Linked DNA regions of Homo sapiens: all the other regions are linked to region 2. Evidence: chromatin loops called from intact Hi-C (ENCODE). Cell type or tissue: Calu3. All regions are shown on one strand. Each heading gives the region's core, and the rest is flanking DNA. Links, peaks and the distances in the headings are about the cores only. Region 1 has its middle 77 kb from the start of C12orf50. Region 2 holds the start of MGAT4C (MGAT4 family member C). Region 3 overlaps C12orf50 (chromosome 12 open reading frame 50).

The links. Peaks named below come from ENCODE experiments on the same cell type or tissue, not always from the same donor. Only the 100,000 strongest peaks of a DNase experiment are listed, where the experiment ranks them.
Region 1: a loop joins it to region 2, with 5 times the contacts of the local background. A loop is called at or near these places in 3 of 110 quality-filtered maps.
Region 3: a loop joins it to region 2, with 5 times the contacts of the local background. A loop is called at or near these places in 4 of 110 quality-filtered maps.

The regions. Positions count from the first base shown.
Region 1 is chr12:87,947,377-87,958,058 of GRCh38, reverse strand. It overlaps the pseudogene RPS4XP15. Among named protein-coding and RNA genes, the nearest start is that of C12orf50, 77 kb to the left of the region's middle. In Calu3, for the core only: a CTCF peak has its summit at 4,613 (motif pointing right); a DNase peak (open chromatin) is centred at 4,608.
Region 2 is chr12:86,252,172-86,262,853 of GRCh38, reverse strand. It overlaps MGAT4C (MGAT4 family member C), which reads left to right and starts at 6,463. Exons shown (of 5, transcript NM_001351288.2): 1 at 6,463-6,615. It overlaps LOC105369877 (a long non-coding RNA gene), which reads right to left and starts at 841. Exons shown (of 3, transcript XR_001749240.2): 1 at 1-841. In Calu3, for the core only: no CTCF peak of the experiment used is centred there; no DNase peak of the experiment used is centred there.
Region 3 is chr12:87,990,512-88,001,193 of GRCh38, reverse strand. It overlaps C12orf50 (chromosome 12 open reading frame 50), which reads left to right. Exons shown (of 13, transcript NM_152589.3): 4 at 3,004-3,159; 5 at 4,548-4,625; 6 at 4,707-4,820; 7 at 6,451-6,561. Among named protein-coding and RNA genes, the nearest start is that of C12orf50, 34 kb to the left of the region's middle. RefSeq lists an enhancer at 5,309-5,368. In Calu3, for the core only: a CTCF peak has its summit at 5,411; a DNase peak (open chromatin) is centred at 5,413.

The DNA.
Region 1 (10,682 bases), core at 1,297-9,296, 1.7 Mb before region 2:
AAGACTCCTCCTGAGCTCACTCTATGAAGCCAGCATCACCTTGATACCAAACCCCAGCAAAGACAAATGAAGAAAGAAAACTACTATATTAGGCCAATATCTCTAATGAACATAGACAGAAACATCCTCAAAAAATCTAGCAAACGGAATCCAGAAGCACATTACAAAGTTAATTCAACATGATCAACTAGACTTCAGTCCTGGGATGCCAGGTTGGTTCAACATACAAAAATCAATAAATATGATTGACTCCATAAACAGAATTTAAAACAAAAACCATACAACTATCTAAATAGATGCAGAAAAAGTTTTTGATAAAATCCAACAACCGTTTGTGATAAAAACCCTCAAGAAACTAGGGATTAAAGAAACATATCTCAAAATAATCAGAGCCATCTCTGACAAACCCACAGCCAACATGATATTGACAGGCAAAAACTGGAAACAATACCCTGGAGAACTGGAATAACTCCTACTCAACATAACGGTGAAAGTCCTTGCCAGAGCACTCAGGCAAGAGAAAGAAAGAAAAGGCATCCAAATAGGAACAGAAGAAGTCAAATGATCTCTTGCTGACAATATGATTCTATAGGTAGAAATCCCTAAAAACTCCAATGAAAATATCTGGGAACTGATAAATAACTTCCATAAAGTTTCAGGATACAAAATCAATGTACAAAAATCAGTAGCATTTCTATACATCCAGTAATGTTCAAGCTGAGTGCCAATTCAAGAATGCAATCCCATTTACAATCACTGCAAACAAAACAAAACAAAACAAAACAAGAACAACAAAAAAACACCTAGGAATACATCTAACCATGAAGGTGAAAGGGCTCTACAAGGAGAACTACAAAACACTGCTGAAAGAAATCATAAATGACAGAAAAAAATGGAAAACATTTCATGATCATGGATTGGAAGAATCAATATCATTAAAATGACCATACTACCCAAAGCAATCTACACATTCAATCCCATTCCTAATCAAGCTACCAATGTCATTTTTCACAGAACTAGAAAAAAGTGTCCTAAACTGTTCTAAAATTCATATGGAGCCATGGAACCTGACCAGCTGGAGAAATCCTATGCAAAAAGAACAAAGCCAGAGGCATAACATTACCTGACTTCAAACTATTCTATAAGGCTACAGTAACCAAAACAGCATCGTACTGGTACAAAAACAGACACACAGACCAAAGAAGAAGAATAGAGAATCCATAAATTAAGTCAAACACCTAATCTTTGATAAAGTTGACAAAAATAAACAATGGGGATAGGACTCCCTATTCAATAAATGGTACTGCGGTAGCTGGCTAGCCATATGCAGAAGAATGAAATTAGACTTCTACTTTTTAGCATGTAAAAAATTAACTAAAGATGGATGAAAGATTTAAATGTAAGACCTCAAAGTATAAGAATCCTAGAAGAAAACCTAGCAAACACCATTGTGGACATTGGCCTTAGGAAAGAAATTATGACCAAGTCCTCAAAAACAATTGAAGCAAAACCAAAAATCAAGTGGGATGATTACACTAAAGAGCTTCTGCACAGCAAAACAAACTATCAACAGAGTAAAGAGACAATCAACAGAATTGGAGGAAATGCTCGCGAACTGTGCCTCCAACAAAGGTCTAATATCCAGAATCCATAAAGAACTTAAATCAACAAGCAAAAAACAAATAACCCCATTTAAAATTGTAGACAAAGATAAGTAGGCAAAAGACACGAACAGACATTTCTTAAAAGAACACAGACAAGGGCCAAAAAACATATGAAAAAATGTTGCACATCAGTAATCATTAGGAAAATGTAAATCAAAACTCCTATGAGATATCATCTCAGGTCAGTTTGGGAGGCCGAGGCGGGCAGATCACGAGGTCAGGAGATAGAGTCCATCCTGGCTAACATGGTGAAACCCCGTCTCTACTAAAAAAAATACAAAAACTTAGCCAGGCGTGGTGGTGGGCGCCTGTAGCCGCAGCTACTCGGAAGGCGGAGGCAGGAGAATGGCGTGAACCCAGGAGGCGGAGCTTGCAGTGAACCGAGATAGCACCGTTGCACTCCGGCCCGGGCGAAAGAGCGAGACTCTGTCTCAAAAAAAAAAAAAAAAAAAAAAAAAAAAGTCAAAAAACAACAAATGCTGGTGAGGTTACACAGAAAAGGGAGCTCTTATACACTGTTGGTGGGAATGTAAGTTAGTCCAGATACTATGCAAAATAGTTGAGATTTCTCAAAGAACTTAGAACTACCATTCAACCCAGCAATCCCATTACTGGGTATATATCCAAAAGAAAATAAATCATTCTACCAAAAAGACACATGCCCTCTTATGTTCATCACAGCACTATTTGCAATAGCAAAGACATGAAATCAACCTAGGTACCCATTAATTGTGGATTGGAGAAAGAAAATGTGGTACATATACACCACTGAATACTACATAGCCATAAAAAGAATGAAATCATGTCCTTTGCAGCAACATGGATTCACCAGGAGGCTATTATCCTAAGTGAATTAATGCAGAAACAGAAAACCAAATACCATATGTTCTCACTAATAAGTGGGAGCTAAACATTGGGTTTTCATGGAGATAAACATGGCAATAACAGACACTGGGGACTACTAGAGGAGTGAAGAGGGAAGGGGGACAAGGATTGAAAAACTTTTGAGTATTATGCTCAGTACCTGGGTTATGGGAGCAATTGTACCCCAAACTTCAGCATCACACGATATACCCAGGTAACAAATCTGCACATGTTCCCCCTGAATCTTAAATGAAAGTTTAAATTATTAAATAAATAAATAAATAAAAGAAGGGAACCATAAACCATCTTAATTCCCATGGTTCTCAGGAATCCACTGGCAAACTGTGAGTAGGCATTAACCAGACATTTAATTATAATAAGTTTTGACCATGATAAATTCAGGGGACTGTGACAAATTCAGGGGGAAGGATGAAGCATGTTAGCTAGATAGCAAGAGAGGATGTATTAGTCTGTTCTCACACTGCTATAAAGAACTGTCTGAGACTGGGAAATTATAAAAGAAGGAGCTTTAAATGACTCAGTTTTGCATGGCTGGCGAGGCCTCAGGAAGCTTACAACCATGGCAGAAGGCACCTCTTCACAAGGTGGCAGGAGAGAGAATGAGTACAAGCAGGGGAAATGCCCTACACTCATAAAACTGTTAGATCTCGTGAGAATCCATTCACTATCATGAGAGCAGCATGGGGGAAACCGCCCCATCATCCAATCACTTCTCACAGGGTCCCTCCTAGGACATGTGGGGATTATGGGAACTACAATTCAAGATGAGATTTGGGTGGGCACACAGCCAAACCATATCGGGGGGATGGAGTAGAGTTTGCTGTTTTATGATGGGTAAGGGGGCTCACTTATAACATTTTGAAAGGAGTCCTGTGAAGGAAGTGGGGAAGCAAGTTATACAGGTATACCTAGTAGTATTTCTAGGTATAGTATTCCTAGGTATACCTAGGGTCAACACATTCTGAGCAAGAGGGAACAGCAGGCCAAGCACAGTGGATCACTCCTGTAATCCCAGCACTTTGGGAAGCCAAGGTGGTTGGATCACCTGAGGTCAGGAGTTCGAGACCAGCCTGAACAATATGGTGAAACCCTGTCTCTACTAAAAATACAAAACTTAGCCAGGTGTGGTGGCCGGCGCCTGTAGTCCCAGCTACTCGGGAGGCTGAGGTGGGAGAATCGCTTGAACCCGGAAGGCGGAGGCTGCAGTGAGCCGAGATTGTGCCACTGCACTCCAGCCTGGGTGATAGAGTGAGTCTCAGGCTCAAAATAAATAAATAAATAAATAAATAAATAAATAAATAAAATCAATTTAAAAACCCCAACAAACAAATAAACAAACTAAACTAAAAGAGAGAGTGTGTGTGTTGTAAAAGAGGAGGTCAGAGCAATGGGTTGTGGAGGCAGGTCAGATAGGGATTGTAGGCCAAATTACAGACTTCAGCCTTTTCTCTGAGAGGTGTGGAAAGCAATTTCAAGTTTTGAGCAGTCATGCCGCAATCTGCTTTCCATTTCTAAAGAACTACAGTGGTTGGTGAGGCTTAGAGACTCCATGTGGGAGGGGAGCCATGGCCTTAGGGAGACCAGTGAGAAGGTTGTCACCGTAACGCTAGTGAGAGAACTCATGTCTTGGTAGTGATGACAAGGGTGTATTCCAATTTATTCAGTAGGAGAACCCACAGGTTTTCTCATAGATATGCAGGATGAGAGAAAGAAAGAGGTCAAGATTAACTCAAGGCTTTTAGTCTGAACAAATGGAAGGTTGGAGATGAGGAGTGTGGAGTTTGGTTTTGACCTGTGTCCACTTTGAGATGCTTCAAAGGGAATTCCTATGATGACAATTGAAAATGCTTATATCTATTTTAAGTATTCATATATTTAAAAGTTCCTAAACCTTAATTCTTATATTCAGTTCTTTAATTAAAATACAAATATTTATTTATTGCTGAGCATAGACGTCTTATCAAATTTCACTAATAGAAGAGGCAAAGCCCTGAAGAAATCTTGATAAGAAGATAAAAACAAATAAGTGAGGAAAGATATCAGTGTGCTGAACACTAGAGGGCAGGACGATCACAGGAATAGAACACGAATCTAGCAAGCATTGACAGTAAAACATTTTATTTGGGTACATTTACTTCTAACTCACTGACACTAGCAGTAGGAGTCTTCAGAAATGAAAATAAACAAATCATAACCTTTCATCAAAGACAGGTTTTAGAGAGAAAGAGTAATTTATTTCAGTTTATAAGGGTCCACAGAAGCTCTGTTGTCGCTGGGGGCTTCTACAGTTTTTGAAAATAAAAGCATAAAGCCAGAGGAAGCAGGGGACACTCCAAGGCATATTGTTCTCTTGATGCCCTTGTTGAAATCATGCTGGCAGCGATGATTGGCATTAGGGTAGAGAGGAGAGCAGCCCAGGTTGCCCCAGTTCAAATTTGGTACTCCTCCCAAGGACTAGGCTGCAGCTTTGGTGTATGTGCCTCCTCACAAAGGTGACGTTGCTGCCCGAGGCCCTACTTAAATCAAGTGTAGCTGTTGGGGCCAGCAGGTCATGAATGCTTGCGTCAGGAATGACAATCTTCCTTTTATCCAGGGAATAAAGAAGGATGCAAGAAATAAAACAAGAAAAGAAATAGGGCACAAAGGAAGAAAGAGCAGAGTTGAAGCAAAACTAATAAAACCTGAGGATGAGAAAAAAAGTTTACATATTTGAATATGAGTGAAAGAGACACATAAAGTTGTGTAAAACTGGTAATATATTGATTCTTGTTAAAAAATTAGGTAGCTGCTGACATGGATAAATTGTCAGGAGCTAACTAACTAGTTTTAAATTTGAGATGAGGAGGATTATGTATTGGAGAAATGTAGTTATTTTGGCAAGTTGAAAAGGTGTGTGTGTGTGTGTGTGTGTGTGTGTTTGCCTGCATGTGTGTGTGTGTGAGAGAGAGAGGGAGAGAGAGAGAAACAGTTTCTCCAAGTACTGCTTTAGCTTCATCCTCTATTAAACTGCTATTTATAGCTAGAAATATATTCAATCAAGGTATATTTCTTGACAATGGTATTTACAAATATAATGTTCATAGGATGATGTCATTATGTGTAAAAAATTACTGTCTTGCTTTCTCTTTGGAATAGAGAAGGATATAAATATTTCTTTATACCATTATAGAGGGATATTAGGACATAATAATCTACTGCCCTGAAATCTTGAAGGACAATAGACTAAATAGACCAAAAAACCGTGAAGGCAAATTATGAACGTGTACTTACAAAGTACCATAACTACTAAAACACATTATCTGCACTCACTCAAAGGTCCCCATTTTTCCCTTACTTTATTCATCTGTATAATCAGTTACACATTGTTTCTCCCTTCAATCATATTTCCCTGTCTCTTCTAGACACAGAATTTTGAGGCTGAGGTGGGCGGATCATTTGAGGTCAGGAGCTCAAGACCAGCCCGACCAACATGGTGAAACCCTGTCTCTACTAAAATATAAAAATTAGCTGGGAGTGGGGGCAGGCACCTGTTATCTCAGCTACTTAGGAGGCTGAGGCACGAGAATCACTTGAACCTGGGAGGCAGATGTTGCAGTGAGCTGAGATCGCGCCACTGCACTCCAGCCTGGGTGACAGAGTGAGACTCTTCTCTCTCAAAAAAAAAAAAAAATTTGGTATAAATTTCCCCAGATGCATTTGTTCTTAACCAGAAACAATTTTGCTCCCCTAGGGAATATTTGGCAATGTTTGGAAACATTTTGATTGTCTCAATTATGGGAGTGTTACTGGCATCTAGTGGCTAAAGGTTGCTGTTAAACATCCTACAATGCATAGGACAGCCCCCATCCCCCACAACAGAGTTGCCCAGTCTCAAATGTCAGTACTACAAAAGTTGAAAACCCCTGTCACAAAGTGTTATTTAAACAATAAAAAACTATAATGTAAGTGTTATTAGGCCTGGGATGATCGTATTTCTATAAACACTGAACCTGGTAAACAAACCACAGGAGAGAGAGAAAACCTTCCCAATGTTCCCCTTTTATAGTTGCAAGTTTTACTCCTTTTGGAGTGGTTCTTGGTTTCAGAATGTTGTTTTTACTCTTTACACTTAGGTGTTAATACTTATGGACACACTCATATGTCCTTTCTTCGTCAGAAATTCCTGTGTCAGCGTTCTACAAGGTGTCTGTGGCCTTAGGTTCTTAGAGAGAATGTCAGATAGGTTGAGCTTTTCTCCTCACTCCTAAGGATTGAAGTCATAATTAAGAAAGAACCAACATTACAGCTTGAAATCACTTTTCTCGATGTGAATACAACTTATGAAATCCCACCATTATTCTTTTCTATAATGTGCTATTACAGTAGAAGAGGGGCTACTCAGCCAATAAGATGAGATTAAAAACAAGAACAACAAAGAACAGAGTGCATAGAGCATGTGTCCAGAGTAATCAAGACTAACTTTTGAACCTCTCCAACTCTGCTCCTTTCTAGTTGAGTGACCTTGGACAAGTGACCCAGCCTATCTCATCATCTAAGTAAGGAGGATAATGAGGTGTCTGTTTTATCATTCAGCTGCATGTGAACTACTCAGTACAGTGTCTGGTATGTAGGAAACTTTCAATTTTTTTTTATTCATGCTGTATTAACTTTAATTAAGTACTAAGATCTCTCTAACATGTCTAGAGACCATTTCAGCCACTGCTCTGTTTGGCCATCAGTTTTGTCTCTCTTCAGCAATGGCGAGGTGGACACCCTTTCATTGGGGAAGATAAATCCATGGTTTGTTGCCCTTGTCAAAAACAAAAATGTCCGAGAGCTGGGTGGCAAAGCTGTTTCCATTGGCATCTTTCACATTCACCATATCAAAAGATCTAGAATGTTTCTCTCTGTTCATTATCACACCAATTCTTCCCAAGGTAGCATCTCCAGTCACAGGATACCAGTGTCAACAAGTTGCCAGTGTTCAACTTGATGCAATCTGTAATCTTGCCAGTCTCCAAATCAATTTGAATGGTGTCATTTACCTTGATGAGTGGATCCGAGTAGCAGATGGTGTGAGCATCATGAACCATCATGTGACCACAGATATTTTTCTCACTTTGCACAGCTTGTACTTGGCCTCCTCAGGTGTGGTATGATGAACACCAGAGTGACCTTTGGTGTCATACAACAGACAAAAATTCTTTTCAGTCTTATCAATGCTGATGACATTCATGAATCCAGCAGGATAGGTTATATCAGTTCAGACCTTGCCATTGATCTTAATGAACCACTGCATGCAAATCTTTCTTTTTTTTCCAACTTTTATTTCAGTTCAGGGGTACATGTGCAGGATGTGCAGGTTTGTTACACAGTTAAACATGTGCCATGGTGATTTGCTGTACAGATCATCTCATCACCTAAGTATTAAGCCGGCATCCATTAGCTATTCTTCCTGAAGCTCACCTTTCTCTCATCCTGCAACTTCCAACATGCTCCAGTGTGTGTCCATGTGTTCTCATAATTTAACTCCTACTTATAAGTGAGAACATGCAGTGTTTGATTTTCTGTTTCTGCATTAGTTTGCTGAGAATGATGGCTTCCAGTGCCATCCATGCCCCTGCAAAAGACATGATCTCATTCCTTTTTATGGCTGCATAGTATTCCATGGTGTATATGTACCATATTTTCTTTATCCAGTCTATTATTGATGGGCATTTAGGTGGATTCCATGCCTTTACTATTGTGAATAGTCCTGCAATGAACATAATGTGTTAATGTACCTTTATAATAGAATGATTCACATTCCTTTGGGTATATATCTAGTAATGGGATTGCTGCATCAAGTGGTATTTCTGCCTCTAGGTCTTTGAGGAATCGCGACACTGTCTTCCACAATGGTTGAACTAATTTACATTCCCACCAACAGTGTAAATGTGTTCCTTTTTCCCCACAACCTTGCCAGTATCTGTTGTTTTTTGACTTTTTAATTAGCTATTCCGACTGCTGTGAGATGGTATCTCATTGTGGTTTTGATTTGCATTTCTCTGATGATCAGTGATGTTGAGCTTTTTTTCATATGTTTGTTGGCCACATGTATGTCTTCTTTAGAGAAGTGTCTCTTCATGTCCTTTCCTCACTTTTTAATGGGGTTGTTTCTTTTTCTTGTAAATTGTTTATTTTATTTTATTTTATAATACTTTAAGTTTTAGGGTACATGTGCACAATGTGCAGGTTTGTTACATATGTATACATGTGCCATGTTGGTTTGCTGCCCCCATTAACTCATCATTTACATTAGGTATTTCTCCTAATGCTAACCCTCTCCCACTCCCCCACCCCACAACAGGCCCCGGTGTGTAGTGTTCCCCACCCTGTGTCCAAGTGTTCTCGTTGTTCATTTCCCACCTATGAGTGAGAACATGCAGTGTTTGGTTTTCTGTCCTTGTGACAGTTTGCTGAGAATGATGGTTTCCAGCTTTATCCATGTCCCTACAAAGGAAATAAACTCATCCTTTTTTTTGGCTGCAGAGTATTCCATGGTGTATATATGCCATATTTTCTTTATCCAGTCTATCATTGATGGACATTTGGGTCGGTTCCAAGTCTTTGCTATTGTGAATAGTGCCACAATAAACATATGTGTGCATGTGTCTTTATAGTGGCATGATTTATAACCCTTTGGGTATATACCCATTAATGGGATCGCTGTGTCAAATGGTATTTCCAGTTCTAGATCCTTGAGGAATCGCCACACTGTCTTCCACAATGGTTGAACTAGTTTACAGTCCCACCAACAGTGTAAAAGCATTCCTATTTCTCCACATCCTCTCCAGAACCTGTTGTTTCCTGACTTTTTAATGGTCACCATTCTAACTGGTGTGAGATGGTATCTCATTGTGGTTTTGATTTGCATTTCTCTGATGGCCAGAGATGATGAGCATTTATTTTTTCATTTGTCTGTTGGCTGCATAAATGTCTTCTTTTGAAAAGTGTCTGTTCATATCCTTTGCCCACTTTTTGATGGGGTTGTTTGATTCTTTCTTGTAAATTTGTTAAAGTGCTTTGCAGATACTGGATATTAGCCCTTTGTCAGATGGGTAGATTGCAAAAATTTTCTCCCATTCTCTAGGTTGCCTGTTCACTCTGATGGTAGTTTCTTTTGCTGTGCAGAAGCTCTTTAGTTTAATTAGATCCCATTTGTCTATTTTGGCTTTTGTTGCTATTGCTTACGGTGTTCTAGACATGAAGTCCTTGCTCATGCCTATGTCCTGAATGGTATTGCCTAGGTTTTCTTCTAGGGTTTTTATAGTTTTAGGTCTAACATTTAAGTCTTTAATCCATCTTGAATTAATCTTTATATAAGGTGTAAAGAAGGGATCCAGTTTTAGCTTTCTACATATGGCTGGCCAGTTTTCCCAGCACCATTTATTAAATAGGGAATCCTTCCCTCATTTCTTGTTTTTGTCTGGTTTGTCAAAGATCAGACGGTTGTAAGTTTGTGGTGTTATTTCTGAGGGCTCTGTTCTGTTCCATTGGTCTATATCTTTGTTTTGGTACCAGTACCATGCTGTTTTGGTTACTGCAGCCTTGTAGTATAGCTTGAAGTCAGGTAGCAGGATACCTCCAGCTTTGTTTTTTTTGCTTAGGATTGTCTTGGCAATGTGGGCTATTTTGGTTCCATATGAACTTTAAAGTAGTTTTTTCCAATTCTGTGAAGAAAGTCATTGGTAGTTTGGTGGGGATGGCATTGAATCTGTAGATTACCTTGGGCAGTATGGGCATTTTCATGATATTGATTCTTCCTATCCATGAGCCTGGAATGATCTTCCATTTGTTTGTGTCCTCTTTTATTTCATTCCAGTGGTTTGTAGTTCTCCTTGAAGAGGTCCTACACATCCCTTGTAAGTTGGATTCCTAGGTATTTTATTCTCTTTGAAGCAATTGTGAATGGGAGTTCACTCATGATTTGGCTCTCTGTTTGTCTGTTATTGGTGTATAAGAATGCTTGTGATTTTTGCACATTGATTTTGTATCCTGAGACTTTGCTGAAGTTGCTTATCAGCTTAAGGAGATTTTGGGCTGAGATGATGGGGTTTTCTAAATATATAATCATGTCATCTGCAAACAGGGACAATTTGACTTCCTCTTTTC
Region 2 (10,682 bases), core at 1,269-9,268:
TATTTTAGTAAGTGCTAGAAAACATATTAAAATGGCTTATCTTTTCTCTAATTCTGACTGCAGGCAGAAATTACCTTTAAAAGGTTTATCAAATACAAGTGATGTTTAAAATTAGAAAATTAAAAATAAATTCCAATTTCATGCCAAAGTTTTTAATATGCATATTTTGTGTAGTATACTAGAATATCTATATATGAATGTACTCTAAAAATGAATCATATGCCTAAGAGAGTAAGCAAAAGCAGACAGAATGTCTGCTTTCAAGAACCTAGTGGAAGATACAAACATCTTAAAAGTCACAGAAGTAAATCTATTGCAATGATAAATGCAACAAAAGAGAGCTATCAGGATATAAGGTCACTTAAAGAGATTTGATTTAATAAGCTAGGCAAGAATGACTTCTTTGAAAAGGGATAGCTGATCTGGAATGAGTAGAGACACCTAGATAAAAAGAAAGATGGCATGCATAGAAAAGTATTTAGAATAGAAAGCATATGCAAAGAGCCTGTGGCTGAAAGATACAATATGACTATGAGTGACTGATAGATTCAAATGGCTTGACATGTGAGAATAAGGAGTAATATGAAAGGAAGAATGGGTAGAAAGCATTCCAGGTAGAAACAACTGTCTGGATATATGAACATGCTCTGTAACAAAATAAATTATGGAAGAAATGGGACTGAAACTTGTCATTTGCGATGGAGAAGAGAGAAACACAACAGTGAGATGAGAAGGCTAGTGGAAGGTAAGGCTAGAGAGATTGTGGTCAGATCATACAGGACATTGTAAACTATATTAAATTTATGCCTAGTGTTCTAATATTGGAACGCTAAGCATGTGGGAGTTATTTATATCCTACTGCTCAATGTCATAGCCAAGATCTGATTGCAAAAATTCAAAAAATTGCAACCTGAGGCATAAATGGGTTAAAGGGGTTGCCTTTCTCCTTATAAGAACAAGAACTTCTGAAGGATTTTAAACAAGGCATGAATGTGGTGGGGGAGGGATGTTAAGAGTTTCCTTCATTTACATTCTGTAATGTGATTCTTACTTCCCTTCACTGTAATTCTTACTTCCTTACAAGGCAGAGTGAAACCCCAAGGTACAACACACTTCTGGTATGCTCTCAATTAATCATGAACTCCATTACACCTAATCAATTCAAGATGATTCAGAAGGTACTTGAGTGCCTTGATATGCCTCTTGGTCTTGGTTGTGCATATTGAAAATCAATAGAGTACGATAGATACACGGGTTGCAAAATATTGGTCTGAATCAGTCATGACATTATTATATATCTTAAAAGTTACTTTTCTCAGGAAATTGCTTCTAATAGCTTGCTGATGTTTTTTTACTAATTCAAATGAGGAACAGAAATATTTGACATTTCAGCCTTCTAGGTAAACTTTCGTTTATGTTAACTGACCAGTAAGAAAATTGGTCTGGTATATTTTATTTAAGGTTTCAAGCTCTCCCTTGACTAAGGTTTCCTTGAAACTGAAGTATGAGTCATATTCATGTTTGCATCATAGCAATTAATTCAATGTCTGGCATTATATAAGGTCTTCAATTTTTGTCTATTGAATGAATAGAAGTGAAGTTGATGCAATTTGGGTTTTTAAATATGTTCTGCTGCAGAGGTTCACCAATTCTTAAAATGTCAAATCAATTCAATACATGTTTAATGAGCTACTACTCTGTACAAGGTAGTGCTAGACAAGTATTTATAACTGCCACACAAATGTTTTAAGATGCTGCTTCTCTCAGACACAGTTTTACTTTATCATGTGCTCCATTGTTCCTCATGGTTCTGTTTAATACTTATGAGTAGCTATATATGATGTTTAATGAACAAAACCTTCATTTGAGTAGCTATATATGCTGTTTAATGAACAAACCTTTCTCTTCAATGGAAAAAAAAGGTATATAGCTTTGTTTCTGTTTCAAAGATATTTTTATTATATAAAAATATAATGGGATATGGGAAAAATTTGTCCCTTGAGCAATTACCAATTAGCAAGTACTAAATAATGATCTAAATAATTTATATAATATATTTCTCTTTTTAATAACTTTAAGAAGCCTTTGAGAAAGATCACAAGTTAGACAACATTGTTCAGGGAAGGTAAATAACTTGCTCCTTGTCATGGTGCATAAAATATACAGTCAATAATTGAACAGAAGAATCTCTGACTTACACTCTATGCTCTGATCCAATTCTAATAGTGGAGCTATTCTAGAGAAAGTAAGTGCAGATAATAACTAACTCTGCTTCATTTCCTATGGAAACACACCTTACTATGAAAATAATTTGATTTGGAGGTTTCTTTCTATTAGGAAATTGGCACATTGTAAATTATTCAATGTTAACTTTGATAAATTTAAAAATAAAAGGTAGTAGGCTTCTGGCTATTTCTGCCTATCAGGGTATGGCTGTGCCTGCATCATATTCTAATTTTAAAAGGCCCTAAGTAACCACATAGCTATTAAACAGGGTACATTGAGAAACGAGTTTAGAATTAAGACAGTACTTTAAGGGACAGATGTGCTTACTTTCAGTGGGAGCAAGGGGTTGAAACAATAAAAGGTGGGTGGGAGCCAGCTGTGGACAACAAGCGTTTTTACAAGGGCATGTTTCTCTTTTGTCTCTGTGTTTTTAATTCTCTTACCACCTAATTCTCTGCAAACATATTAATAAGTATTTGATATAAATTTTTATTTGATACTCCAACTTGTCCTTCCATTTTTTGAGCAGATTTAATTTTAATATACCCTAATGCAATAAAGCCTATTTATCTGTTAATTATGTGTCTATGTAGTAAAATAATGCTAATGAATAGTAAAATGCCTACATTAAAATTGGTTAGCTTCCTCTCACCACATTCAACAAATTTTTTTCTTGAATTACAGGTGTTACAATTGTAACAATGTTGTTCAAAAAAAGGAAAAAACAAAATAAGACTTTTCATATCTAGTGTTGTATGCTTTATGACATGGGGCTATTATGTTACTAGTCAGGGTGCTGAGTTATGAAAACTATTGAAATGATCTTATTATAGATATTTACTAATATACATTTACTGAGAATGAAGCTTAAATTGATGTCTATAGAGTGTTTTGCCCCCTCATATTAAACTTTTACACACTATTAAAGTTAAAATATTTTATATTCTCTGAACTCACAAATGCTAGCTGGCCATTTTAGTTGGAGGAATGTAATAAATAATGAGACAACGTTGGTAAATTCATTCTCAAATGCAGTGTTTGTTATTATTCCTTTATGAAATTAGAGCTATATGCAGCATTTTACTTTTCCACATGTGTATATTAAATAGAATATTCAAGAAATGACACCATCCTTTTATTTTTCTTGTAGTTTCTTAAAGTTTTAACATTTTTACATTTAGAATTTTTTTTACATTTTGTAATCAGGTTGTATTTCTTAATAATATTATTTTAGTATAGTAGAAAACAGTTACGTGTCTTATTATCAATGTTCACATCACATACACACTATCTTATTTTTGACCTTAACCCAGATACATGTGCAGACTGATGTCCAAGTATCATCAGACTTTTTTCCAAAGGACATTCTGAAAATAAATTACTGAAAGGTCTTGAAGTTTAGTATCTCTACTTTTCCAAAAGAAACACCACTAAAAAATCACAAAAAAATTTTATAAATTCTACTAATTATTACTTTCTAATGATTTCTCCCCACTGTAAGAGAATATATGTATATATATTTTCTTCTGTCCTTATGTATAAAATATACTTTGGAGTAATAAAACTGATATTCATATATGAACTATTATATCCTGTATTTATCTGAATGTTCCTGAGTGTATAAATGTAATTATTTAAAACTAAAATATAAATTCTGTCCTAATAAATAAATACAAAATTTGAAGTTGACTTAATGTATGTGATAAAGATTCACTCATTATTCTAGTCCAACGTTAGTATGAAGTATTTCTAGTACATTATCTTTTTTCCTATCAATTTTCCTAGGAATTAAAGTATAAGCCAATAATTTTGTTAATTTTTAAACAATTCAAATTTTAAATATGAAATTATTTTCATATGTAATAAGTGTATGTCCTTAAAATACTAAGTAATTCATTAGAGACTCCATCTTGTATAATATTTAAGCATTGAAATCTATATTCTTAAAAAATCTCACTGACATATTTTAATAACAAAAACCAGCTTTCTTTACTAGGTACCTTATTCACTTGTAAACAAATTTTGTGTAGGATGTGGGTTATTGATACAAAATGCCTATACGTTGATACCTGTGGAAATTGACAAATAAATAAATGAACAAACAAACAAAAATGCCTGCAGAGCCCTAGGAGTATTTAAGTTTCCCAATCTTTATATTGCTGTATTTCTCTAGGCACATTATATGTGGCATTCTGTCACCCAAACAAATGCAAAACAAATAAGAGAGGTTATGATTTCTGTGCACTAAAATCACCAGAAAATACATTTGTCTTTAAAAATTAACTGAATGTAGATAGATAGATAGATAGATAGATAGATAGATAGATAGATAGATAGATAGATTATATCCTGTTGCATGTAGAAAACATGCTGAAATTATTCTGGGAGGGTTAAAACTCCAAAACAAACAAACAAAAAAAAAATTGAGTGAGTCAGTGTTATAAATCAAGTTAATTTGCAACATTATTTTTGAGTTGAAATATTAAGGGTTTAACATATTTATATCATTATTTTGAGGGCACCAAAGTAACTCTAAATTTTAAATCTTCCATGTGTCTTTAAAATTAACGCATTTGATTGTTTTCATAACAACGATAATATTAATTATCTTATATTTATGTAATACTTTTTATTTTATATAACAAGCTTCTATGCATTGTCTCATCTGATCCCCATATCTTTATTATTATTATTTTGCTGTATGTAGCATTACCACTCTCAGTCTATACATAAAAGATGCTAAGTTACCAGAGTTTTTACAGATAGTAAGTGGTGGAGCAAGAACTGGAGGATGAATCATTTCAACCCTAGTCTAGAACTCTTGCTCCCATGTCACATGCTAACTCGCTTCTCAGAGTAATCAAATAAACTGACTATCATAAAAGTCAGAACTTGGGAGGAAATGTGAACATATGAAAGTGTATTTTCATATATTATCAACTTTTTGAACTCTTATTGAGGCCATTGAGTAAAAATAATTTTCTGTCACTGTAAATGCAGAGGGAATGTAACAAGTATTTGCCCTGAATCCATTATTCAGAAATAAATGAAACAGCATAAAGTCATGCAAGTGCACTGTTGGTGACTTTCCTTTCCCTAAAGTTGGGGTGGTTGAAGTGAATTTCCTTGCTCTTTCTCCAGGTGCTTGTACTGTTCGCATGCTGAGCTGCACAGCTTTCAAAGGGCTTGCCCTGGGATATGGCTGGGCTAGATTTAGAAGGAACTGGTCATTGAATAGCTCTGGTAATTCTTGCATCTCACAGTTATGCGGTTGACAGCTCCTTTCAGTAGGGAAAGCTTGGGTATATTTCAAGGTGATTGTAGTTTTGTCCCTCTGGCAGCAAGCTGCTGCAACCAGCTTAGCCCATTATCCTCCTCTCCCACTGGATTTAAGCCTGGGGAGAAATCTGGGGCTTTTGTCAAGATAGAAGGTAAGAGATGGATAATTATTCCCTGTGTGTGCTCAAAAAGAACAGCACTATATCATAGAGTAGCTTTCAATTACTGAAATGGGATTGTCTGAAGTTCCAGTGGCTTATAAATTACTCTTTGTAAAAACCAATATTTAACATTATTGTATTAGTGATGTGCTTTTAATATCTCTTTCATGTAATATCATGTAATAAACTTTAAGGTTTATTACATGAAACTTTGCAAACAGTGTTTAACACTCAGAGAATAAAATGCATTTCCATTTTTGTGGTTTTATTAGAAGATTTAAAAACAAATGGCTGCTCTGAAAAAATTGATTAAAAACTTCACTGTACAATTGACTACATTATAATTTTTCTCAATTTGAGTTTCTTAAATCTCAGGGGCTAGTACTGTAAAATCAATGCAAAGTAATTACAAAATTTAAAATTCCAGATGTTATGATTACATACATCTTGTCCTTTAATATCCATTCTGTCAAATACCTTTTATAAACACTGCTACTTAACAAAACACATTTGGAAAATAAAATTTTCACTAATTCTGATTAATTAATTAGGTAAATCAGTCTTAGCATAATTAGAGGGCAGTATTTTCAGTTTGTGATCCCCCAGGAGCTCAACATTACTTTCACTCTCCTTTTAAAGGCAGAAATTATAGTCAGAAATGTGCATTTCAATTTGTAGCTGACAGTTTAGGGTTAAGATATGATTCCAGGTAACAGAAGCCAATGAGAGTACACCCAGTTGATGTTTGTGACATCATCTTCCAGTCAGAGTACATAGAACAGCTGAGGTAGCGTTCAGTTTCAGCACAGTGCCATTATGATGGATGTTTACATCTCTTCATTGAGAGCCAATTATCTCGCTTTTGTGTGAGGCCCAAGGATCACTCATGCTTCCAGGCTGCACAGAGCACTGTTGGATCTAGCTGAACGAATTGTTTTCTCTGTCTCTGGTAAGGGCTTCTTCTGTTTTACCTTCTCTTTTAAAATAAAGGTAGATGTGTCTTACAGAGAAAATATTATAAGGGTCAAAAAGGATTACTATCTGGTAAGCTTTTATTCAGGAATGTTTATCATTATTTAAAGGACTATGGAGTTAGCAAAATGAATTAAAAAAAGAGCTTGCTAACGTGTACCTGACAAACTAATTTGCAGCAGAAAATGAAAGGCAGGTAAATCCGGCTTCGCTTTAGAAAAAGGAAAATACTGCTATTATAAGACCACAATTTTGAATGTGTTTTTAAAACTGTATATGTGTATGTATATCATTCTGCATCATTTCTCTATATTTTTCTATTAGTATTAAAGAATAGTGGTAGAAATGGTCAACCAAGTAGTGTTGCTGTAGACTTAAAATGAGTCAAAGTTTCTAATTGTTAAATGGCAGTTCTTTGGGACAGTTTTCCAAAGTTGCATTTATACAGGGAAAACAAAGTTTACCAAGTGAGCAAAGGCTCTGGCTTCTGAAATAAAGTTGTAGGACTTTACATTCATATTTACCATTTAAATATTTGGAAATAATAATAATGAAAAATTTTAAGAATGGATGTAAGGGTTTCTTTGTGGAATTAAGAGATATTAAAATCATTTATTGCATTTTTGTTATGCTTTTTGGTGCATAATAAAATACTGTCTTTACATAGCCAGAAAATATTTAAATCCTAAAAATATATCTTTATATTATTTAATCATTTGTCAGTAGTAACATTTATGCCTGAGGATCTTGTTATATTGTAGCAAAACAAATATATTTAGAGCTGTTGAACTGCTATGGATAGGTGATTGAATGTGACAGAGAACCTGAAAAGTCACTACACTAAAAGCTTTCAATTGACTGAGAATGTTCACATGATAACAAATGAAGAATTCAAAAACATTTGTATCCCCTCAAATGTTGTCTATTATTATGGTATAAAGTAGCATACTGTTGTTATTTTAAAGTTGGATGCAGTTATTTATGAAATAAAGCCACAGAAAAGTGTAATTAATTGTTATTTTGTTTAACGTGCTCTTTTATTTTAATAGCATCTCCATTCCTCCTAGGGTTATAAAACTTTTGAATAATGGCTTGTTCATCAAGTGTTGATGTGCTTATGCTTTTTAGATTTATTTTTACTGTGCCTTTAACATAGAATATTTCTGCCTTTGCAAACTAGTAATTTTGATAATTAAAACTCAGGATTTGGAGATTCTCGAGTTGAGCTTTAAGACAGCAGGGGTTTTTCAGCTATGTCACACTCTGTGTCTTCTGCTAGCCCAGTCCTGTTTGGCAGCTCTAGACATTACTGTTGTTCGAATTGTCTCCTTTAGTCCATTCAGGTCTGAACAAAACTAAGTTTATAGACAGTGTCAGACGTGTATTAATTAAATCTAAACAAGTGAGCTTAATGTCTCAGCCACAACAATACGTAATCAACAAAACCTCAAAAAGCTTCCAATATACATCTAGAGTCAATTTTTTGCTGAGAAAAATTTAAGTTGGTATATTCTGTGAATTTCAAAATTTAAAGTGAAATCTAAAAGTTTTGGATAATATGAGCTTGAAAGCATGAGTCACTGCTTTGAAATGAATTTTTTTTCTTTCCCTAAGTACTCTATAGTGAAGTTGAAAAACCCAGTGGTACTGACTGTGTCATTTTCACAGGTGATTAAACTTAACTAAGGGAAAAGCATTTGTCTCCTAATAATTAATTCTTTAAAAATCTATTTATATCATTCTGTCAACAATGAAGAAAATCTTATTCAGCTAATGAATGATCTAGACATTTAAATTGCATTTTTTTCTGTGTATGATTCCTTCTTTCAGTATTAGCCTTGCTAGTCACAAATGCACTACATTGATGGTGACTGCAGTGTTAAATTGCTTATCTCCTTCTTTTCCTTTGGACAACTTTATACAACGCAAGTACACGAGATATGAGCTACCTAGCTAATGGACTTCATTCATTTCACAAAAAGTTTTTTATTATTATTTTTAATTTAAGAGAGGACATCAATGATATCATAGCAATTTCCTATGCCACAAAGTCCCTAGGAAGGCTTCCCAGTACAGGGTGACATAAATAAATGATGTGTGATGTTACTTGTACTGCCCTATTCTCTGCCTCCTTTTAAATACATATGTTCTTTGTCTGACTTATGTAACCAGTATTAAGAAGAGATGGAAAAAAATAGCCATGAAAAGATACTTATTAACTCTTCTGAAGTTCTCTGCATACTCCATATGCTGGGGGTGATATATTTTTTCTTTTGAAAATGACTCCTCAAATTATGTTTTTACCTATTGCAAAATAATACTCTTTTGTATATTTTAACACTTTCCTAGAATTTAGTTTATTGTAAGCCCCTTTATTAGTTTCATGTAATGATTGAATGCACAATACTGCTTGGTTTTTTAGTTTCTCAGTTCAAGCACTTGAATGATCATGAATTCTATGCTTGTCTTGACAGTGGGAAATTCTGGGCATTCCAGGCCAACTTTTTACTTAAGCCAAAAAATATAGTAACTATGATGTCATTTTGGACAGCTTGGACTTATTGTGTGAATGTCTGGATATTTAGGTGTATATTTTAGGTACATAAATGTAATGTTTTTATGCATTTTAAAGTTTAAAAGATCTTTTTATCAACCTTGTGTATATATACAATTAATTCTTAACAATTGATATGTGATAAAGTAATTGATATTATGCAACTAAGGAAACAGAGACTAATAATTCGTAACTTGTTGCCAAAGATCACCCAGTCAGTAAGTCAGTAAATGGAGGAGCTAGGACTCAGAAACAGGTTTACAAATTTCAGTGCCCCAAATCAATCAATTTCTCTTTCTTTCTTTCTTTCTCTTTCTCTCTCCCTCCCTCCCTTAATACAGCCGGTTATCTAATCAGTCACTTCTCTTGAGTATCTACTTCGTGCCAGGCACTCTTCTAGGTACTTGGCATTTATAACTGAACAATGTAAAAAAATTCTTGTTGTTGCACATATTATTTTTTTTCTACCTGAAAAGCTCTCATCTTTAATTTACTATAAAAGTAGAATGTATTTTAAGGTGTGGCTAATTAAAACCAAAAACTTTATGGGAAATAGGAAACATAAGTTAAAGGATACATTCATTTGCATTTCTTGTGTTTCTGTGTGTCTCTAAGTTCTCAGGTATGTTTTAATCTAAAATAGATTTTTACATTATATTTGGGTTTTGTGAAAAGTCTATCAATTATTTTATAACTCATACTTGATTCTGAATGTGGTCACTGAAATATTATAAGAATAAAATAGCTTGTGGTAGATATCAAAACAGTATCAATCATTTTTGGACAAAGTTATCTTGTATTTATAATGTATGTTCAAGCAAGCTAGCTTTATTTTTATTGTCTATTTTACAATCAATTATTTGCTGGTAATAGTATGCCGAGTTTACAGTTGTTTGACTTTGGACAAGGTTCTTTATAGTATAAGTAAAATAATAAAAAATGAAGAATTTTTTTATTTTAATTAAAAACTTAATATCTCCCAAATGATAGTAGTTTGTGTTTGAACAAGCAAACTAGAGACAATTTACTTTTTAAGGCCAATTTTTTCACTGTCTTGGTAGCTACTAATGCTAGTTCCTAGGACAATGGCACTAAAAAGTGATATTTATTCGCTATTCAACTTATTTACAGATACTCAGTGATTTAAAAGAAATAAAAAGCCTAAAATACAACCTCCTCAGAGAAAACCAATCCATACGTAGAACCTATCAGTTGAAGATAAATTGTTTTTAGATAGTATCATTTAATTAGCCACTGAAGAATCTGTCTAGTGACATACATATAAATTGTACAACAAAAGTTAACTGAACACACTTGATTTGGCTCAAAATATTTTACTGTGGTCCTATTGCATAATAATAAAACAATAGCCCTGAACTTAGTCCCTTTAGTAATGCCCATTTGAAGTATGCAGAATAAGACAGTAAAATTAGAATTCAATAATTGAAAGTACGAATGTGATTTTTTATCTGCTTTCTCTCTCTGCCTCT
Region 3 (10,682 bases), core at 1,502-9,501, 1.7 Mb before region 2:
ATATTCCACAAGCTAGAAACAGAAGAAAACTTCTTCAACCTGATAAAGAATATATATGAAAAATCCACAGCTGATAGCATACTTGATGAAATACTGAAAGCTTTACCCCTAAGATTGGGAAGAAGACAAGGTTGTTCATTCTTGTCATTTGCAGTCAAGACAGGGAAATTGTTGCAACATCATCAGCTAAAAGGCTTCTGTATTGGAAAGAAAGAGCAACATTATCTCTATTTGCATATGGCATGATCTTTTATTTAGAAAATTCTAGAAATCTAAAAATTATTAGAAATAAATTTAGCAACATTGCAGGATACAATATTAATATACAGTAATGGATTGTGTTTCTTTACAGTAGCAGTGAACAAACTGAAAGTGAAATGAGAAAAATCCCACTTACAATAGCATCAAAGAGGAAAAAATATTTAGGAATTAATTTAACATAAGATGTGCAAAGTTTATATTCGAAAACTACAAAAGATTGTTGAAAGAAATTAAAGAAAACCTTGAAAAACAGAGATATCCTTGTTCATAGACTGACTTTGTGGTTGGTATGCCAGTATTCTCCAAATTGATCCACAGGTTTAATGTAGAATTTATCAAAATCCCAATGGACCTATTTGCAGAAATTGAGAAGCTGATTCTAAAATTTATATGGAAATTTAAGGGACCCAGAATAGTGAAAAAAAATCAGGAAAATGGAAACCAAATTTGGAGGACTTACACTTCCTGATTTCAAAATCTACAAGTTACTACAAAACTGAAGTAATCAAGACTATATGGACTAGCATAAAAATTGATCTATATGTCATTGAGACAGGATTGTAAGACCAGAAATAAACTTTTATATCAATCAGTTTATGCTCAATTGATTTTCAACAAGGGCATATAGATCATTCAATGGGGAAAAGAATAGTATTTTCGACAAATGGTGCTAAGACAACTAGATAGTCACATGCAAAGTAATTAAGTAGCACAACTGCATCACATCATAAACAAAAATTAACTCAAAATGGATCAAAGAACAATATTCCATTTTGGAACATTGGATCACTTTAAAAAGGAAATCCACACCCATTAACGGTTACCTCTCATTTCTTTCCAATGAAACATTGGATCACTCCAAAAAACAAACTCACATTCATTAACAGTTACTCCTCATTTTTTTCCAATTCCCAAAACCTACACAGTCACTACTTTACTTCTTGTTTCTATAAATATATCTATTTTTGATATTTTGTATAAATGGAATCATATAATATATTATTTTTTGTGAATGACTTTTTCCTCTTAGCATGTTTTCAAAATTCATCCATGCTCTCACATGCAACAGTACTTTATTACTTTTTATAGCCAGATAGCACTCCATTCTATGGATATGCCACATTTTATTTATCCATTTATCAGACAATGGAAATTTAGGTTGTTTCCACTTTTTGACTATTATAAATAATGTTGATATAAACATTTGTGTACAAATGATTACATTTGTATAATATAGACATATATTTTCACACCTCTTGGTATGTAGCTAAAAATGGAATAGATGGGACATGTGATGACTCCATATTTAACCTTTTGAGGAACTGCCTAATTGTTTTCTAAAGTAGCTGCAGCATTTTTCATTCCCAACTGCAGTGTACAAAGATTCTAGTTTCTTCACATCCTTGACAACACTTGTTATTGTCTTTTTAGTAAAGAAATTAATCATTGTAATCGTTGTAGTATGAAGTGATATCTCATTTGGTTTTGTTTGTTTTTGTTTTTGTTTTGAAACAGAGTCTTGCTCTGTTGCTGAGGCTAGAGTGCAGTGGCATGATCTCGGCTAAATGCAGCCTTAACCTCTCAGGCTTAAGTGATGCTTCCACCTCAGCCTCCTGAGTAGCTGGGACTACAGGTGTGCGCCATCACACTTGGCTAATTTTTGTATTTTTTTGTGGAGATAGGGTTTAGCCATGTTGCCCAGGCTGGATCTTATTTATTCTTTCTGTGTCACCTTGGGGTTCTGAGTGTTTCTTCATTATCTGGCTGAGAGGGCTGGGAACTGCTTTCCAGCAAAATCTGGGACTTGTTGGCAGGTGTTATCATGGCTCACCCCCATGTGCCAGGGGGCTGGCTACTTTTCATTGACTGCTTTTTCTTTTGGTGTCATATCTAAAAAACTTTTCATGACCTAAGGGTTCTTCTATGAGTTTTATAGTGTCAGATCTTTCATTTTGTTCTTACATCCACTTTGCATGAATTTTTGTTTCTAATGTGATGAAGTTGTGCAACTTAATTACTTTGCATGTGGCAATCTAGTCGTCCCGGCAACATTTGTTGAAAATACTATTTTTTCCCCCATTGAATGGTCTATGTACCCTTTTTGAAAATCAGCTGAGCATAAATTGATTCATATAAAGATTTAGTTCTGGTCTTGCAGTCCTATTCCAATGATACATCGATCTACTTTTATTTTTATGCTAGTCCAGATAGTCTTGATTACTTTAGTTTTGTAGTAATGTCCATATAAATTTTAGAATCAGCTTCTCAATTTTTGCAAATAAGTCCATTGGGATTTTGATAAGAGTTGTATCATACCTATAGATTAATTCGGAAAATATTGCCATACCAAATACAAATCAGTCCATAAACAAGGATATCTTTCCATTTCAACATTTCTTTAACTTCTTTCAACAATATTTTTATTTTATTGAAATAAGATAAAAATCTTTTTCAATATATATATTTTCAGAATCTTTTTCAGAATATAAATTTTGCACATCTTATGTTAAAATTAATTCCTAAATACTTTTTTCTCTTTGATGCTATTGTAAGTGGGATTATTTTTCATTTCATTTTCAGTTTAATCATTGCTAGTGTGTAGAAACACAATCCATTAATGTATTATTATTGTACACATTTTAAAATAATATATAGTTAATTAGGAGGGCAATGATTGATTGTTACATCTACTTATCATCACATATATCTTGAACAGACTGAAATGTTGCATTTTCTCTGCAGATATCACACTACAGAAAGAAATTCAGGAAGGAATTCCACTCCAGTCCCAGAGTCAAGAACCTCTGAAACCTCAGGAAAATATATCACGACCCATCCACCATCCTTTAGTTTTAAAAACTAATTTTGAGGAAGAAGAGGAAGTAGATGAACAAAATGGTTAGTAGAACTTTTTTCAGGTTTACAATACACATTCAAAAACCTCACATTTTTTACATATGTGTTTAACTGTAAAGGTTTATGATGTAATATATAAGGCAGATTTTGCTGAGAAAATAACTATAATTGTATTAAACTAATTTAATTCATTATGTTCTAATTTGCTACATATTTATGATCTTTTGGATTGGAAAGTTTTTGTTGTACGATAGCTGGGAGACAGATCTGATGCTTAAGTATATTTAGGTGCTTCATATACACCATGGAATACTATGCAGTCATAAAAAGGATGAGTTCATGTCCTTTGCAGGGACATGGATGAAGCTGGAAACCATCATTCTCAGCAAACTAACACAAGAATGGAAAACCAAACACCACATGTTCTCACTCATAGGTGGGAGTTGAACAATGAGAACACATGGACACAGGGAGGGGAATGTCACACACTAGGGCCTGTTGTGGGGTGGAGGGCCAGGGGAGGGATAACATCAGGAGTGATACCTAATGTAGATGACGGGTTGATGGGTGCAGCAAACCACCATGGCATGTGTTTACCTATGTAACAAACCTGCACGTTCTGTACATGTATCCCAGAACTTAAAGTAAAATGTATATCTATATAAATGTATATATATAGATATTTATATATCTACAGATGCTTATAGAGATACTAATAAGCTATGTTTTTTATATATGTTTCTAAAACATTGATGCACAAGTGTATCTGTTTATCTACATATGTATTAATAATATATCAGTTTCACATTTAATCCTGGAAGTTATAGAGATCTATGTAGTAGTTAATAATCTATAAATCACTGTCATCTGCATTATTCTAAGTCATCCTCACAAGAGTATGAACAGGCTTAGGACCCATGTCTTTTGCATTTTAGTTCATCCTTTGCCTCCCATATCAACCCAGCACAGTGGTGCCAGAAAGTGTGTATATACAAGATAAACATGAAGAAAAACTCTCGATCTGTCTTTGTGCTGGAATATGTCCTTCTATGGACTACGGGACACCATAGTTTCTGTGCTTAGGAGTACACTGAGCTATTTATTACTATTTCTGTGTGCTGCAGCTCCATGTCTCTCATGCCTACATCAACCTCGAAATAAACATACACCATCTCAACATTGAGTCTGTACATTCAGCGTCTCATTTCAAAGTACATAATACATAGCCCTTTGTTTTCTCTTGACATTGTTTTGAATACTTAAAATGTAGCAATTTGAAACATGTACTAGTATGTAAAATTATTGATTTTAGAAATATAAAAAAGTAATCTATCCATGAGAACAGTATTTGGGGTTTTCCTTTCTGGTTTATAAATTTTCAGATTAATTGGCTTTGGGACAATTTAATTTAAAAAATCTATATCCTATAGATGCTTCTAGTTTATGGACAAAGACCCCTGAAGAAATTGAAGAAAAAAGAGCAATAAAGGAGATGTGTTATAAATCTGGTAAGAAATCAAACATTTTTGTATTTTCTAATACTTGATGTGATAAATATACTAACCATTACTTTTCTTATGGTTGATTAGGGGAATACTACAGATTTCATACTCCTCCAGATATTTTGTCATCAAAAAGCATGACACCTACAGCAGAAAAACAGTTAGAAAAGCCTTTGGAAAATGGCAGTGAATTGCAAGAAGGTAAGAAATGAAAAGGCAGCATTCATAGTGATCTATAACATATACTTGGTGTGATAGACTGAATTATTTAGTATGATGTACAGAAGAATAAAGTGATAAATAATACATCGTAATTGAGCACTAGAAGAAAGTGTTTGTATTGGATGACCCAAAGCTGCTATTAATGGGATTATGTTATCCTAGAGAGGTGACAGAATGAATAGACTTCATTAACACGTAATGACACTACACACTCCATGGGGTAATGCTGTAAATAATTTGCTTTTACCATTTTATTTGTCTTTGAAATAAATCCCCCTGCCAAAGAGGTCTAGATTTTTCTTTCTGAATAGAAAAGTAAGACTAGCCCAAGAAGAACAAAAGAGAGATCACAGAATGACACTAGTGGCAGAACAGAGATTATTTGGTCATTGAATGAAAGTCTTCTGTGGACCAGACTATTTCAGAGGCCATGCTGGAGAACAAATCGAAGGCTCTGCTTTTTATGGCGCTTACCTTTGGAGAATCTGATTTACTGTGGATGAACATCTGCAATATGTTGTGCAAGTCTGTTTTGTAGCGAACTATTCAAACGTGGCGATAGGTGGCAGCAACACACCATCAGACGGAGAAGAGCCCGCAAACCTTGGGAACCATATAGGGAAGGACAGATTGCAGGCCAGCACTGCTCAGAGAAGAAAAAACAAAAGGAAACAAAAACAAAAGAAGAAAACAAGTTAGCAATGAACATTAAAAAGGGCAGATTATAAAGACAATTATATGTACTTTTGCTTTATATTATGCTTTAAAAGGCTGTTTATTTTTAAATAGTTTTGGTTAATTCCTATATACCCTTCACCTAGATTTCCTTCAAACGTTAGCATTTTACCACATTTGAATTTTCACTCTCTCTAAATATACACATTGTTATTATAATCTTCTGAATTGTTCGAGAGAATAAGTTACAGACATGATACCTCTTTGCTTTTACATTAACTGTAGTATAAATATAAAAATCAGAAAATAACCACTGATAGAATATCATTTATAACCTTCTTTTCCCACAAATTTTACCAATTATGCCATTAATGTGCTTTATAGTAAAATAAATTTTTTCCCCTAGTCTAGGATCCAATCCAGAATCACACATTGCATTAGGTTGTCATGTCTCTTTTATTTTGCTTTTAATAGTTTATTTTAGAAGAAAATTATCCAGAAATGCATGGGGAAAGCTGAGAGTATTATTTAATTATCAGTGTAGTTAGCATTTTGTAGTCAATAGTGACTCTAATACTTTTTATCTGATTGTTCATGGTGAACAGATAAAATCAAAAGTAATATTACAAAATTCCTTATATGAGAAACATATCAAACTAGATATATTATGTATATACAATAGTGTTAGATTGCTTACAATTTTTAATTGCCATTGAATAAATAATCCAAATAGGAGAATATACTTGCTTACTTCTTTGTTGACACAGAATTTAAAACTCATGTATTTATTAATTTATTGTTTATCAGATCACTGTGCAAACAATACTTGCATTAACTTTAAAGCTTTTTTACTTTCATCATGCATTCTATCATAAATTTCTTATTTAAGCATCTAATAATTTCTGGGGTGACTTTTTTTTCTTCTTATTTCTAGGAGATAGTCTTACAGTTCCGACAAAACTTAGCCAATATGAAAGGCAAGGTGAAATAAAAACATCATTGCATGGGAAACCAAAGACTGACATTGCTGCTTTTGAAAATGGAGGTGAGTTAATTTATTACTGATTGACCCTGAATATATCACCACATAATAAATGAGTCTGAATTTTATCTTTTACAACTAATTTTCTTTTTTTGTCCATGTCATGTTTAACACAAGAGTTTGGAGGTATATCACAAAATCAGTTGCTTTCAGAGACCAAAATCTCTGCCAAATACCTTGTGCGAATTTGTGTTCAGTGTATAAGACATTCCATTTTTCATATTTTAATGAGAAACCTGTGTGTGTGTGTGCATGTATGTGTGTGTGTGTGTGTCTGTGTGTAGGCTCAACTCCAGACTATAATGAATTCAGGTGTTATGTATGTGCTGTAATATACTATAACAGAGCTATAAATGAAGGAGGCACTTAATAAATCATTTGATTAAGTCTACTTTTTATTTATCTACTTATTTATTTATTTATTTATTTATTTATGAGATGGAAGTCTCACTTTGTCACCTAGGCTGGAGTGCAGTGGTGCGATCTCGGCTCACTGCAACCTCCATCTCCCGAGTTCAAGCTATTCTCCTGCCTCAGCCTCCTAAGTAGCTGGCACTACAGGTGCGTGCCACCACACCCGGCTAATTTTTGTATTTTTAGTAGAGACGGGGTTTCACCATGTTGGTCAGGCTGGCCTCAAACTCCTTACCTCAGGTGATTTGCCCGCCTTGGCCTCCCAAAGTGCTGGGATTACAGGCACGAGCCACCGAGCCCAGTGGACTTAAAGTCTACTTTAAAGGAGCTATATTCAAATATATATCATTTGTCATCACATTCTAACTGTGTATTATAGCTTAAATATTTTGGAACTGCTTTTTAGCATAAACATGTTGGAAAATCTGTCCTTTGACTGAAAATTCCAAGCGTTTGTTTTGAAAATATATAGAGATTTTGTGGGGAGGTTGAAAGGTGTGGCTGATGGGAAGAATGTGTGTGAAGAGTAGGAAGGAGGTTGAGAGCAGGTATCAGTAAGTACCAGTATCTCTTAGGCATATTGGTGATACTTTCTGCTGTCCTGGTGTCAGCCATTTTCTTCTGTGTGCCCCCCACTGCCCTTTTTTTTTGGTGCTAAGGTAATTTGATTATTTTTTCTCCTTTCTTACATCTGCAGCAGTTTTAGTCTAGCTGTTTTAGTCTAGCTGTAATTGTTTTAGTCTAGCTGTAATTGTTTGGTTGCCTTGAAGCAATAAGTTTTAGCTACAAATTAGAAACACTGGCAGTCTCTCCTAACGGAGTTCCCACTGTCTATTTAACCTATATAAGTGGGATCCACTTAACCCGAGCAGTTCTAATCGAACAGTTTGTTGAAATATCATTAAATCAGATAGCTTTTTTGGTTAATAAAAGGTTATTTTTAACCATTGATAGACTAATGGTTTCATATAAAAATAAACTTTCCTTCACGTTGTAACATTAATAATATATTACCTACTTTGTTGGGAGTTAGAAAATGTGAGAATGTCATTATACTGTCATTAGCCTAATATTAATAATATTGTTAGAGTAATGAACTAGTTGAAAAACCATACTAAAAGAATATTTAAAAAATTCCATTATCTGGTATACTAAGTTCTGGTATAGTCAAGCTTATTGATTTTCCAGGCATCATAATGTTCTCTGTGTCACTAGATAAAATAATCTTCTGGGTATGTGTATATGATAGATATATCTAAACATATTTAGGCTCCTGCATTCATAAGACATCTTTGAAATGAAGATGATCAAAACTGAAATTATAATTAATGAATTAGTATTCATTTCAAGAAAAATACTTGAGGCATTGTCTTGTCTTAATATTATTTTAATGTGTTATTGCACTTTAATAAAGTTCACAGATCTGAAGTGAATAGCTTGTTAAAATTTTACTTGTGTATGTATCAATATAACCATATTTATGGTACTCCAGATGGCTCTTTCTCTCCAAGTCAATAGTCTTCTCCCAGTGGTAACCAGTACTCTGGTCGCTATTACTATAGGCTAATTTTGCATTTTTTGACCTTTATATAAGTGGAAATATACAGTTTGAACTCTTAGTTTGGATTCTTTTACTTAATGCTCTTTGTATTAGACTGATCCATGATGTTGATTGTAGCAGTAAATCTCTATAGATAGATAGATATATACCACATATATACACACATATCTACATGTAAGACATATACTGTATATGTGTACATATATATGAAAACAAACGTGGGCATTTCTCTCTCTATGTATATAGTATATATATACACACAGTTGATACACACACAAACACACACACAATTGATTCTTGTTATTCCTGGTTGCTATATATAAAGCTGACATGAACACTGAATTAGCAAACACTGAACCATTGCTCCTCGGGGAACTATGTACACACACACATATACCTACATCTCACACAGATTATAATCTTAAATCGTAGAAATTACTCATCCTGGTATATTCTGTTTTCCTTATTTTACAAAAGAGAAAACAAAGTTCAGAAGTCTTAAGTGACTCTCTTGAGGTTGCCTCACTAACAAGCCTCAGAACTGGGACTCAAACCCCTTCCACCTCTCCCCAGAGCCAGAGCTTCTTCCACCATGCTGTGCTGCCCTCTCCTGTCTCCAGCCATTCTCTGATCATCTCTGTATGAACTGAAATGAGAATGCTGAGCACTGCCATTGTTAGACCTCAGCTAGGAATGTGCGGGTCCAGCAACTCAAAATTTTCACCACTCTGCGTACGTTTGCAAACAACAAACAAACATAAAAACAATGCATGAAAGCACCATGAGTATTGATATTGGGATTTGACAGACAATATTTCCAGTTTGGGACTATTATTAACATTCTTGTACATGTCTTCTAAAGGCCATATGCACACCTTTTCTTTGAGATTAGCTTGCTCTGTATCCTTACCCACAATTAGTATTTTCAGTCCTTTAACTTTAGCCTTTCTGGTGAGTGGCTAGTGGTACATCATTGTAGTTTTAATTTGTATTTCCTTGATGACTCATAATGTTAGCACCTTTTCATAAACTTATTGGCCATTTTGACTTTCTCTTTTGTCTGGTGCATTTTTAAGTCTCTAGCCCATTTAAAATATTTTTTTCTTATTGACTTCTCTAGATAAATCTGGATACTTTCTGACAACCTACTGTCCTGTTCACTAATTCTCTTCCTCTCTGCTCTTTAATCCGTATTTTAAATTCTAAATTTCTATTTGACCTTCTTATTGATTTTCTACTTAAATTCTCCATCAGTTCTCTATTTTGATAATGTTCTTGTTATTTTTTGCAACTTCCTGTTTGATTACGCTTGGATATCTTTCATTTTCCTCAGGTTTTTGCTCAATTGTCCTGTCTTACTATGCCTTCTAATATTTTATTTGATGCTGAACAATATGGATAAAAATTACATAGTGTATGAATGATGTTATTTCTCCACAGAGAAACTTTTCTCCTGGCAGGCAGCTAGACTATCAGCAGACCACCTTGATTCTGTGAAGGACTAGCTTTGGGCTTTATTAGGGATGATGCCGTAGATGATACATTATTTTTCCTTTCTTTGAAGGTATAGTCCTTATTCCTCGGACAAGACCCTTACCCCTAAAGCATTGCTTTACTGGGTTATCAACTGAGACATGGGATGTTCACCAAGATACCTCTACTCTGGCAAAGCTCGAATGCCAAATTTTACCTCCCAAGCAGTATGTAGATGCTGAAATCTCTGACCAGTTTTTAGCCTCCCAGATGCAGTTTTTGCTTATTTCCTAGGGTTCCACACTGTACCTGAAAAGTATGGGAGTCAGATAACAGTTTAAAGGGAGTTTTATGCCTATTTCAGAGGAACTTCTTTGTTGTTCTTCTTTTTTCATTTCCCCCTCAATTTCAAACCAATTAGATAGTCCCAGACTTTCGGCTCTTTCTTTTTCACCTCCTTGGTGTCGCTTTCTGCTTGTTATTTCCTTACATGATGAATTAGACATGCTTTCAGGGAAAAATCCGTAGTAAGTGTGGAGCGTAACTCCTTCAGGGAAAAAAGCCAGGGTGAATGTGAACATACAATTGACTTTGTGTCCTTCCATTGCTCTCAGGCATTGCAGTCACATGCATTGGGTTGTTTTCCAATCAGTTTGTTTTGGTATTTTATAGTTGT